Linked DNA regions of Mus musculus: region 2 is linked to region 1. The links are chromatin loops, found by intact Hi-C in ENCODE. Cell type or tissue: gastrocnemius. All regions are shown on one strand. Links, peaks and the distances in the headings refer to the core of each region. The heading gives the core; the rest is flanking DNA.

Region 1 (6,173 bases), core at 651-5,650:
TTGTGACTGAGATCTGGTTAGAGCACCGAGAAGCCAGTGAGGTGGTTAGTTGCCCTGAGTGTGCTTAGCTAAAAGCAAATGAGCAGGCAACCTGACAGTCTGTTAGGTGGATAGAGGCAGATTCATGTTGCCTGTGCATTGGGCAAGGGATCGGAGCAAGGCTGTGGAGGTGTGAAAGGATATAGCAGCATTGTTTTCTGGAACAACTACCTTGGGCTTTCCAGAGTGTCTTTCACAAAGTCAATAAGGTCAATAAGGGTTACACAACAAATTGGCTCAGCTCGTATGTCAAACTGTAATGGTAGGCTGGGAAGATGACTCAGTCAGTAAAGCGCTTGCAAGATGGTGCTATTGTCTAGCCCAAGTATCTCTGGCTTTCCAGGATGACATGCTGACTTTCTTCAAGTTCAACGGCAGTGATTTAGGCAAAATAGACACAAAACAGCTGTCTCTGGCTGCCGCGCTTCTCTTTCATGCCGGTGCTGTCAAATACAAAAGCTTACCCAACCAAAAGAGAATGTAGACGTTTAGTAACTGAAGAGTAATCTATACGCAATGAAATCCGCTCATCTGAAGTGTGTAATCGATGGATTTTGACAAATACGTGCCTTTGAGGACCCACATTCAATCCTTAAAACCCACTTTAAAAAAATATTTTTTTTAAATAAAGCCCGCCACGGCTAGTAACCGTTACAAGCTTGCACTTGTAACCCCAGTGCAGGAGAGGCATCGAAAGAAGGATTTCTGGGGCTCACTAGCCAGCCTGCTTAGCCTACTTGGAAAATTGCAGGCCATCGAAAGCCCTCATCCCCTCCCTCTGTCCAAAAGGGTAGATAACACGTGAGGAGCAACATTTGACATTGTTCTCTGATTTCCACCATGTGTACCCCACACGTATGCATACGTAAACACATGAACAAGGGCACTTGCACACATAAACATGAAGACATGTTGCTGCCCTGCTTGACTGAACCTGACTTTAACAGGTCTGCCATGTTCTTTGGGCTTCATACATGAACAAGACAGAAACCCAGCAGCAGCACTTTTGGAATCTGAGGGGATGTGCACCTTGGAGAAGCCAGGTGGCTGCTTTGTTATCCCGTGCTGGCTGGCTCAATGTAGGTCATCATTCAAACTTTATTATTATTAAGAAAGAAAGAAAGAAAGAAAGAAAGAAAGAAACCATTTTAAGCATCAGTTTTGAAGCCAGAGCTTCGTTTTCATGAACACCTGAAACCAAACAGACTGTGCATGTGGTCTGTGCTGTTCCGTTTCCCCTGTTTCCTTTGTTTAAAGTCTTGACCTTAACTTTGCTATTATGCATTTTGGGATTTCTGGAGCCCAACTTTACCCAGAGGGAAAACAAGGAAACAAATAAGCTTAAAAATATGTTTTCTGACCTAACCCTACATCCCAAGGTCACTACTGAAACACATCATATTGAAAATCTGCAAGGTCTTAGGGCCAACCCCATGGGAAAATCAGAAAAACTAGAAGCTGTGAAGGACACAGATCTGCTGAATATATTAAGCTTGTGTGTGTGTGTGTGTGTGTGTGTGTGTGTGTGTTTCTAGTCCTCTAAGGTAAATTTATACCATCCATACAGATGCACTCTTTTCTATTTATTATTCCCAATTGGGCAATGGAGGTTAATGTCGTGCAAAGGAGAAAAAAAATCAAGAGTTTGACAGCACTCCCTCAATTTTATTTTAAAGCAACACAAAGAAAATGAAAGCTTGTTCTTTGGGGCCAGCATTTCTCCCTCCCCAATTCCACCCAGACTGGATCATCTTAAATCTGATTTGGGATTTGAGCGTTATTTGGATTAGCTCATTAGTGGAGCACCATTCTGACAAGCCACTAATCTGAGGCACTGGTGCACGGCACCATGACAGTATTATGCCGAAAATGAGAAATCTAATGAGATTAGACAGGTCCTTGTGCAAATGGTCTGACGGTACTTTGTATGGCAGTCCATGAGCTTGGGAATGCAGGAACGTGGGCAGATTGAGGCATCAGACTCCCTTGATCTATGACAGGGCCGCTCTAGAGCCCACAGGTGAAATCTATTGAAAGTCAGCAGTGATGCACCATTTCTGAGCAAGGTCCGGGAACTTCAAGCAATGATCCAGATTAAAAAGTGATAAATACACACAGGGATGACAGTGGGGATGGAGGTATTAGCTACTGGAGAGTTTTTGGGGTGAGATTCTGATATGTTCTGGTGTCTGTGGAGCAGAAATAGGCACAAACAGAAGCAGCCACAGGGCAAGAATAACTGGAGGCTGGAACCAGCCACTGATGCATTCCAAAGTTGCTTACCCAGTACCAGCAAGAAAACCCCATCACTGTCTTCCCTGCTGTTAGAGTGATTTTCTCTCCTTCCTTCACTTGCAATTTTAGTCATTTTTAAGCTAAACAGAACATGCTGGCTCCCTTTTGCTTAGAAGGGGCCTGTTGCTGAGATCAGAAAATGCTAGACTACAATAATGCATGATTTATAACGTCCAGATGTGGCTAAGGGGCAGCAGACAGCACACAGTGGACGGGGACTTGGTGCCTCCCCCATCTCTTTCCCTCCTTGTTCTCTCAAAGAGGAAAACAGAAGTTTCCATGGCATTTTCTTGCCTGTAAGTGGAAAATCAAGCTATTAACAGAGGCCTGGAGTTGTCCCCCTGGGAGATAGCTTTTTTCATATTGTGCTACTCTGCCACCTAATGGTGACTTTTAGTATTCTGTGAAAGGCCTGCCTGTTAGTAGATGCTCCTTAGTTAAAAAAATCTTCCTTGCGCCAAATGGAAAAGTCAGTGTCAGGCATTCTGTCAAAGGTCGTCAAAATGAACAGGCATGAAGCATAAGAAAATACACCTTTCTTTCATGTTAGTAACATGCCAAGCCAGTAACAGGCGTCTTTCATATTTTTTCCCACCAGACAATGAATGGTTGTTCAGTGACTGGTTGTTTAGATATGGAAGTCTAGATATATTTAGTTTAGATATAAAAAATTTACTGTTAAACTGTGTATGAATGAATTCAAGACAGAACTGGGTTCTATTCAGTTTTTTCACTTTACCAAGAGTGTCCAGGGACTTGGAGTTGATGGTCTTTCTGAAACTAGAGCATGAGGCATTTAGTTTTCTCTCTGTCTGAGGAGTCTTCGCCAAGAGTAGAAGAGGGCCTGGACTGGTATTAAATAAACACCAAGGATTCTAGTCCCAAGATGAGGTAAAGGGAAGAACACAAACAGCTTCCTGCTGTCACAGAATCTTAAGAATTTCTAAAGCAGATGGAAGGATGGTGGAGAGCAGGTGGGGGAAGGGAAACCTGTACCTGAGCAGGGCGTTGTCCCAAACATTTTAACCTTCACAGGCAGAACAAAGGGATGTTCAAAATAGTCTCCTGAGTACAAAGATCTAAAAAAGCTGGGTTCTCAGAATCTCTGGGAGATGACTGAGAATAGGGTGTATCAATAGAACAACCGAGGAGAGAGAGAGAGAGAGAGAGAGAGAGAGAGAGAGAGAGAGAGAGAGATGGCGGTGGGGTGGAGAGCGAGAACAGTTCACCCAATAATCAGGTCTGTGAGTAGCAATGAATAAGAGGTTTTCAAGCCTTTCTACAGTATCCATTACGATTTTTATTATTTTATTTTGCCTTTTCTTCTCAAGATTCCCGAAAAGCCTTTGCCATGCAGCTGTAACCAAGCAGTCATCTATTATTTCACTTAAACACACACCAAAAGAGGTGATGTTGATTAATCAAAGTAGAAGCAGCAGACACGCTTTGGAAACAAAAACCTCAGTGCTTCAAAGGCAATGCCCATTGGCCATCAGGAGCTCTGTTGCCAGGGAGATGGTTACCAAGCATAGGTGCCCCCAGAGCAGCTGCATTTATGGAGGTGTGGCCCTGGACAGCTTATTGGTACTCTCTGGATGGATGTCACGAGTGAAGGCTTTTCAAATATTTAATTTTTCCCGTGTGTGTTGGCAAGAAGGGACTGGGCTATGTGACTGCTTTTCAAAGACAAGATTAAAGAAAGAGGAGGAGAGGCATTGGAAGAACCAGAGAATGTGATCAAATAGACTGAAAACAGAATGCGAAGAGAGAGGGAGAGACTCGGTCAGTGGCAGAAACCCAGAGATAGTACAGCCCCGTAGACCCGAACTACAGTCTGAGTTGGTCACAGGGCAGACACCTGGGTACAGGGAAGCCAGTGTGGTGTGACTCTTCTGAACAGTATTTTCTAGAGGGATGCCTCTCTGTGAGTGCCTCCGTAATTATCCACTCCATGCTAACCCACATAAGATCTCATGTCAATGATAGCTGACTTCAAAATAAGACACGGAACTGCAAGTGCTAATGTCTTTTTGGCAGAAATAGGGTCAGAATGTGTGTGTGTGTGTGTGTGTGTGTGTGAGAGAGAGAGAGAGAGAGAGAGAGAGAGAGAGAGAGAGAGGGCTTATTTCAAACTCCTTTCTACTTCCAAATTTATTCTTCTAGGGTCTCTCATAGAAGTCACTAGAAATCCTTTCTCCATGTGGCTAATATTTCCCAGCACTAGCTTCGTCTGAGAAAATATTTTTGGATGAAGTGTGTGCACAGGTGTATCTGCAGACTCAGGTCTGCCTTTAGTGATGCTGAGCGTGTCCAGAAGAAAAGGAAGTAGGTGCAAATAACAACAACAACAACTAACAAATGATGATGATGATGATGATAATAGAAAAACATTTCTTTTAGTCTGAGAAGGGTAGGTGTCAAACACGAGAATCACCAAAACTAGAACACTGGACTGTCTGGATGGATTTCAGATGACCTAAAATGGAAAGCCTACTGGTCTGGCATTTGGAAAATGTAAGGATGAAATATGACTGAGTTGGAATTAAGCAGTGTCTGGATGTGAGTGTGGTCAGAGGGGTCACTCCAGGGGCCATCTGATGGAAGCCGGGATTTGGACTGACAAGTGAACAGAGTGTTTCTGAGAATGACTCCCTGTTGTGTGTGTGTGTGTATGTGTGTGTGTGTGTGTGTGTGTGTGTGTGTGTGTGTGTGTGTGTGAGTGCGCACGAGTGCCTGCTCACTTGGGAGCTTGAGGTTGGGCATAGGATGAAGCAGACTGGAAGGTGATAGGTCCTGAGAGAAGAAAGCATTGGCTGATGAATCTAGATTTCCTCAGCACTTTGTCTGGGGCCAATCAGGGTTAATATGTACTACATAATTTATATGAAATTTCTCATCCTTAATGAAGGAAGAAAAAACAGAATTATAACATAGTTGCATTTTTGCTATTAATTCATGAGAAAAAAAAATCTCATGGAGGCATGTTGAAGCAAATGCAGTGGGCGGCAATATCATCTAGAACATCTAGGGTTCTTTACTCTCAGTCAAAAGACAGAGGTGGGTGGGGGTGGGAGTGAGGCCCTCCAGGACAGGGTATGATAGGTTTTGCATGTGTTGTCAGGCTGCAGCTGTGGCTGGCTGACATGAGAGCGCCAGGCCACATGGCCCCATTAGGAAAAGGTGAGGCTGTGAATTACTTTTACAGCCTGGAAATGACACATCTCATTCATCCAGAGAGTTATTTAGGTTTGCATTGAGTGTGAGGACCCATGAGTCACCCAAACATGTCTATTTCTTCATCTTTGAGGATCGGTGAAGGGTGTTTCTCTCTCTTTCTCTCTGTCTCTGTCTCTGTCTCTCTCTCTCTGTGTGTGTGTGTGTGTTTATGCAGAAGGCTATGCGTTGTGAAACAGGGCTGAAGAGAGGGTAGACTGATCACCGTTTCAAGGCCTCAGTGAGCACATCTGATTATTGGTAGAGCTAATTCCTTCTCAGTGGGCTCTCTTCCACACAGGAGGACTGAGAAAGTAGGCGTGCTTTGTCTCTGGTATAAACACTTGCCAGCCATTGCAAACCCTAGGTAAGGCCTGCAGACATAAGTATAAATACATGCCAAAGTGTGTGTGTGTGTGTGGGGGGGACGACTGCCTTCCTGAAATTTGTCCATTTATTTGTTGGAGGGACACGAGAAGGGAGGGTAGAGATTATTGGTAAACAATAAATCACTTTTGTACTTCAATCCAAATCACACCAAAATGGGACAAGGTATTTACCAACCACCCTGCCTCACTGGTAATTACCCAGTGGCATGTCTGGCTTCATAAAACCTCAATCCGAGG
Region 2 (6,173 bases), core at 735-5,734, 630 kb before region 1:
TTAAATTGCTGTAGCCAGGGTAACTCTCACTGAAATGAACAAAGCTGCAGGGGAGGGCTCCTAACTGGCGCCTCTGAACTGACATGTAGTATTTTCAAGGCATGGGTGGCAGCACGGAGCTTTTCTGTCTACACAGGGACTCCAGTTATCCCATTACTAAGTGTATGCTCTACTGCTGTCCCTGCATCTCAGGGAATAAAAAAATTACCACTGTTTATTCTGTGTCAATTCAGAAACTCAGTATAGATTGAGCCTTCAGGAAACCCTGGCATTGTGGGTGATAGTGCTGAGTGTGGTCTGTTTTCCTTAAATAAACTCACTCTGCAGAATGTCTGTAACAGTGAGCTTTGATTTTCATATTTGGGTCTGCAAATTAAGTACATTTCAGTTAAGTCTTCAGACAATATCAGGCAGAGGCTTCTACTGGTAATACACATTTTAATACAATTTAAATTTTAATAGGAGCACGATGTGAGGGAGAACCACAGAGAGCTAGCAGACTCTGAGTGTCCAGAGGCCTCTGGCCTTGAGAGCAGGATCAACCCAGAAATGAGGAAATAGCTCCCGTGAGGCAAAGCTGAAGGTTGGGGAAGGGTCTAAGCAACTCAGATGGATGGGCTAGCCTGGCCCTAACCTTTAAGCCTGTGTTTGCTAAGGCTTAGTATGACCTTAAGTGAGAGGAGACAGAGAGCAAACATGAAAGCAGAACCCTTCACTCATTCAACAAATACTTCATCTACAGAAACACATTTCAAATTCCACAATGAAAAGCAGAAGGGAAAAAGTTGGTTTTCACCACAAAGTGTTCTATACAGTCTACTTTTAGAAAATATTTGCATTTAAACTAGCTGCACACAACATTTACCAACTGGATTCAGTTGTAACCATTATGTATTTAAAGAGGGCTCTGTGAAAGGTCCCCTGGGTTATTCTATGTCAGGAGACAAAAGACTGAAGCTACATTTAATGTCTTTAATGTAATTATTTCATGAACTTTGTACCAGTTTCCATTTACAAGCTCTGCCTGACAAGAGACAGGAAAGTACCCACTGCCTCTGAGACTGAAGCCAGTGTCTTACAACAGCCCCACTGCAATTATCCCCAAGCTAGAGGGCACTTTCCTCTTCACTTTAGGCCTCAGAAAGCTTTGGAGGCCAGGGAAAGGGTAGTCCTAAAATCTAACTGAAGATCCTGTCAAGGGCTTTGAAGACAATGTAGGTGGTCACTCAACCCCCAGTGAGACCCTGGAGGATTCTCTCTGGACAGGTTTTTCCTGGTCACTCTGCAGGGGAGTCCTTGGTGAATGAGGTGTTCACAAGCTAAAGATGTGCTCTGTGGCTCATAGAAGGCGCCCCCTTTTTAAATCTCACTTTAAAACTGTCAGACTCAATCCTCTTTTTATATACCTCCAGTAAGATGTGATTAACTTTGTACAAATGGTAATGAGGGTGAGGGGTTGGAGGTAAAGCACTTGTTTAGCATGTAGGCTGGGTTCCACACAAACACTGGTAAAAACCAAACCAAGCTAAACAGAAGCTCTTCTAAATGGATCAAGAATTTCTCTGTGAATCAAACTTCCCCAAGAGACCATTGAGAAGGCAACACCAGGAGGAGATGTGCCCTCTTGAAGCCCAGTGCACACACAGACAAAGTCAATACAGAAGACATAACATTCTGCAACATTTAAAAAAGTATGACTGGGAACAGAGGATAATGGTTATTGGGACTAAGGCTCCTGCTTGAGGCAAACAGTAATGTACAGATAGGGTCACACTGCTTAATGATTTAAAGTGGATCTGGAATAAACCAGCTGCTTATGAATGGATTACGAGGGCTGGAGAAATGGCTCACTGGGCTGGAGAAATGGCTCACTGGGTTAAGGCACGAGCTGCCTAAACCTGGTAATCTGAGTTTGAGCTCCAGGCCCAATGTGGTGGAAGGAGACAACCAACTCCAACAATTTGTCTTCTTTCATGACCACACACATACACACACAAGCAAGTAAATAAATAAGTAAACAAACAAATAAATAATTGGAATTTTGAAAGAGGAAAGAGAAAAGCACTGCGTATAGGTAGGAAGGTATTCTGAAGAGTGAAGAGTGAATAGAAACACAGATCCAAGAGTCAGATGGGAATCCCGTTTCTCCTTTTACTAGCTGCATGATCTCAAACCAGGGGCCCTGGCTCTCTGAGCCCATTTCCTTGTCTGCTAAAATGGGTCTAACAGCTTGTAACTGCATTTTATTGCTGCAAGGATGGAATGGCATCCAAGTGTTCTATAGGGAAAAAGTCAAAGCATGAAGCCTAGTAAAATTGTGTGTGAAGGAGGAGCAGGGCAGCTTCAGCAAGAGCTGGACCCTGAAGCGTGTCAGTTTGTGGATACATGCTCCTTATCCGTGCTTCATCCACTCGGTCTTCTGAGTGCAAGATCCCTGTTTATCCAGTACATAATTACAAGATTCCTATAAAGTGAGCACAATGACCTCATCAAAGTCAGCACATGACCTTCACCGGCTGTCCCAACAGCTAGTACACAGGGTGACATCAGTCTGGGCATATTCCACAGGATTCTAACGCATGGAAAGACAAAGGACCAAAGCTGTACAGCTGGCTCAGTACAGAGCTGGGGAGGGAAGCAAAACAACCATCCACAAAAACAATAACAGCATTTCCTCTCATTGTGATACATTTCCACATTGTTAGATATATGTTCTATACTATATTATGGATCTAATCATACCTACCTGTAATAATCTATACGTATAAAATTTTGCAGGTGAATGTGAAATAATTTCCATGTGTTCCTTTTTGATCACTTGCTGTGTTATCAAGATGTCTGAGATTACTTTTAGAAGAAGAAGAAAAAGAGAACAAAAATAACTACACTTCTAATAACAAAAATATTTAACCTGGTTTGAAGTCAACACTGTTTTCTGGTTTTGTTGTGGTCTGGGGAATTTTTATTTTCATTTCTTTTTTGAGCAGCTCCCAAACAAATGATAATTACAAAACTGCAATTATCTGTCCATTTTAATGACTGTGTTAAAAGTCCACACTCTCTTGAAAAGGAAAGGGCAAGAAGGCTTTCCAGTGGCATTTGTCTCCTAACACCACAAGAAGGCATTGTATGCATTTACAGAAGATCTTGTAGCTCCATCTAGCTCCAGCAGACGGAACTTGGGGAATATAGAATTACACCCTACAGAGAGAATAGAACAGAGGAGGGAAATCGGGACAGGCCAACAAGAAACTACACAAGAACCAAGTTTGTGAGTGCAGGGAATTTGTCAATTAACACTGATTAAAAAGAATACTCATTAGTTAATTGACAGTTGATTTTTTCTAAATAAAGAAGTCAGTCCTGTCATCATTCCTTGCCTTTTAGCATCTCATTTTTTAAAAATAGGACCCATAATGTGAGGCGGGATCCAAACTGAACATTTTCTTCCCACTGAAATGTTCTTCCTCCTCACACATTTAAGCACTGAGTTCTGCCTAGAGCTCCAGAAAACCAAGAAGTACCTTCTTAAAGTGAAAGTGATGGATGAAGCAGGAGCTGTTGCAGAAATACCCCATGGTTGGTGTTTTTTGATTTGAACGTAGCTTGTTTTACATTGTTTATAGCCTACAGTAAATCAAACAGAACAGCTTACAAATTGCTCCAAAGGGGTGTAATTTAAAATATAATTACAAATTCATGAAAAACCTATAAATATATCTTTAATCTGAAAATACAAAAATAAACAGTAAAATACTAAGTGATTAGTTAGGAAAATAACTATGGGCCTAAAATTAAGATACAGAGGAAGTATATACACTTGCAAGAGAGAACTTTTTCAAGTCAATTCCCATCAGATTCTGTATCAGCACATTAAGCGGGGATTTACAGCTGATAGTGTGAAATGAAATGACAACGTAATTCCTGTGTTTTGTTACAATGTCTGCAAACATTTTTAAATGTTTTAATAGTAGAAAGCTAATCTTCCATTTCTCTAAATGTCATTTGATGTTGTAAAGATCAAAACAAACCCCCATAATCCCTGTAGCCAAAACAAATGGGTATTTAATTCAGTTTAACTAGATTCCGGTTAAATATTAAGGAGCATTGTGTCCACATCCTTCCTTCCTTTGAGACAGTCATTTTGAACTTCACTTTCCTCAACTGGCGTGCAGTTGCACATTGCTTTCATAGAGCACAGGAGCATGCCGCCTGTTTTGTTGTTCTTGAAAATGCTTCAACTTAACGATTAATCTCCAAGATTTAGCAAATGACTCCAACCAGGATGGTTCTGGCTTGAAATCCCTACACTGAGCACTACCCTCATATGTGGGACAGAATTAAGACCACATACCTCCTGGCTTAATGAGAGGATCAAAAGTCTAGTTCTAGGCTAGATCTTCCCAGACTGTCAGCCCCTCCCTGTCCTGCTATGTCAAAGCCTACTGGGCAAGCTCTGTAGAAGCCTCCAGGAGAACCCTGAGAAGCATTCAGATGAATTAAGCAGCAGCATCTTTTACCTTCAGCTAGGGATACTCTGAGTTATAGTTACAGTAAGAGGTATTTTGGTAGTTATCCAGTTAATTGTCATGCTTTACACTTTATTTGGCCTGGAGCCTGACAATATACTTAACTTCCTTGCTTCCCAAAGTAAGAGGGCTTTCTCTGCCACCCCAGGCAAGGTGCTCATTTGAGGAGACTTGCAAGTGAGAACAAGGAAAAGAGAGAGAAAGAGAAATGACAAAATGCCACCAACAGAAAACAGAAGCTGTGTTCTAACAGCATGGCCAGGAAATTGTAGGAAGAGTTGGAGGGGTGAGGTCGAGGGCCCGGCACCCCACTCTCATCTGAGCTGTAGTCTTATCAGTATGTGTCCTGATAAACAATGGCAAATAGAACAGAAAAAGGGACAAAGGGAGACTGATCATTTATAGCCCTCATGAAAACAGGAACATATCCTGGTGTTTATATTGAAAATATCACACATACACACACACATACTCTCTCTCTCTCTCTCTCTCTCTCTCTGTCACACACACACACACACACACACACACACACACACACACACACACACAAACACACCTTTACATATCCCACATACTTGTATAGAAGGGAGGGACTAGAAAGTTTAGGGTAAGAATAAGATTCAATGCCTACATATGTTTGCTTTTTCTCACTATTTTCAGACTTTTTTGATCCTAGGGAAGAAAAATGTTAGTCATCCCCATGCTCACTCCAGTGCTACATAACTGGATAAAAGAATCAGAGCCAATATCAGCAAACTCCCTGCATTAAAAAGAAGACCTCATACTGCATCAAAGAAGTTATCAGACTATTTTGTTGTCTTATGTTTTTAGACACTCCTAAATATATATATATATTTATATATATATATATTAGTTTTAATAGCTGCCTGGTTCAGCTTGATTTATTTTATTTTATTTTTTATTAATTTAGGTATTTTCTTCATTTACATTTCCAATGCTACCCCAAAAGTCCCCCAAACCCTCCCTCCCACCCCCCCCCCCACTATCACTTCTTGGCCCTGGCGTTCCCCTGTACTGAGGCATATTAAGTTTGCAAGACCAATGGGCCTCTCTTTCCAGTGATGGCCGACTAGGTCATCTTCTGATACATATGCAGCTAGAGACACGAGCTCCGAGGGGGGTATATTGTTGTTCCATCTATAGGGTTGCAGACCCCTTTAGCTCCTTGGGAACTTTCTCTAGCTCCTCCATTGGGGGCCCTATGATCCATCCAATAGCTGACTGTGAGCATCCACTTCTGTGTTTGCTAGGCCCCGGCATAGCCTCGCAAGAGATAGCTATATCAGGGTCCTTTCAGCAAAATCTTGCTAGTGTGTGCAATGGTGTCAGCATTTGGGGGCTGATTATGGGATGGATCCCTGGGTATGGCAGTCTCTAGATGGTCCATCCTTTCGTCTCAGCTCCAATCTTTGTCTTTATGACTCCTTCCAAGGGTGTTTTGTTCCCAATTCTAAGAAGGAACAAAGTGTCCACACTTTCATCTTCATTCTTCTTGAGTTTCATGTGTTTTACAAATTGTATCTTTTATCTTTGGTATCCTAAGTTTCTGGGCTAATATCCACTTATCAGTGAGTACATATCATGTGAGTTTGAAGTCCAATGCACTATCTATTATGCCACAGA

What was found. A loop is a pair of places that touch in the nucleus more often than their neighbours do. Peaks named below come from ENCODE experiments on the same cell type or tissue, not always from the same donor. Only the 100,000 strongest peaks of a DNase experiment are listed, where the experiment ranks them.
Region 2: a loop joins it to region 1, with 2.9 times the contacts of the local background. A loop is called at or near these places in 4 of 42 quality-filtered maps.

The regions. Positions count from the first base shown.
Region 1 is chr1:61,294,714-61,300,886 of GRCm38, reverse strand. No RefSeq gene overlaps it. Among named protein-coding and RNA genes, the nearest start is that of 9530026F06Rik, 81 kb to the left of the region's middle. In gastrocnemius, for the core only: a CTCF peak has its summit at 2,718 (motif pointing left); DNase peaks (open chromatin) are centred at 2,703 and 3,865; H3K27ac peaks cover 798 bases.
Region 2 is chr1:61,922,151-61,928,323 of GRCm38, reverse strand. The region is part of intron 2 of Pard3b (par-3 family cell polarity regulator beta); the gene reads right to left. Among named protein-coding and RNA genes, the nearest start is that of Pard3bos1, 60 kb to the right of the region's middle. In gastrocnemius, for the core only: a CTCF peak has its summit at 3,156 (motif pointing right); a DNase peak (open chromatin) is centred at 3,140.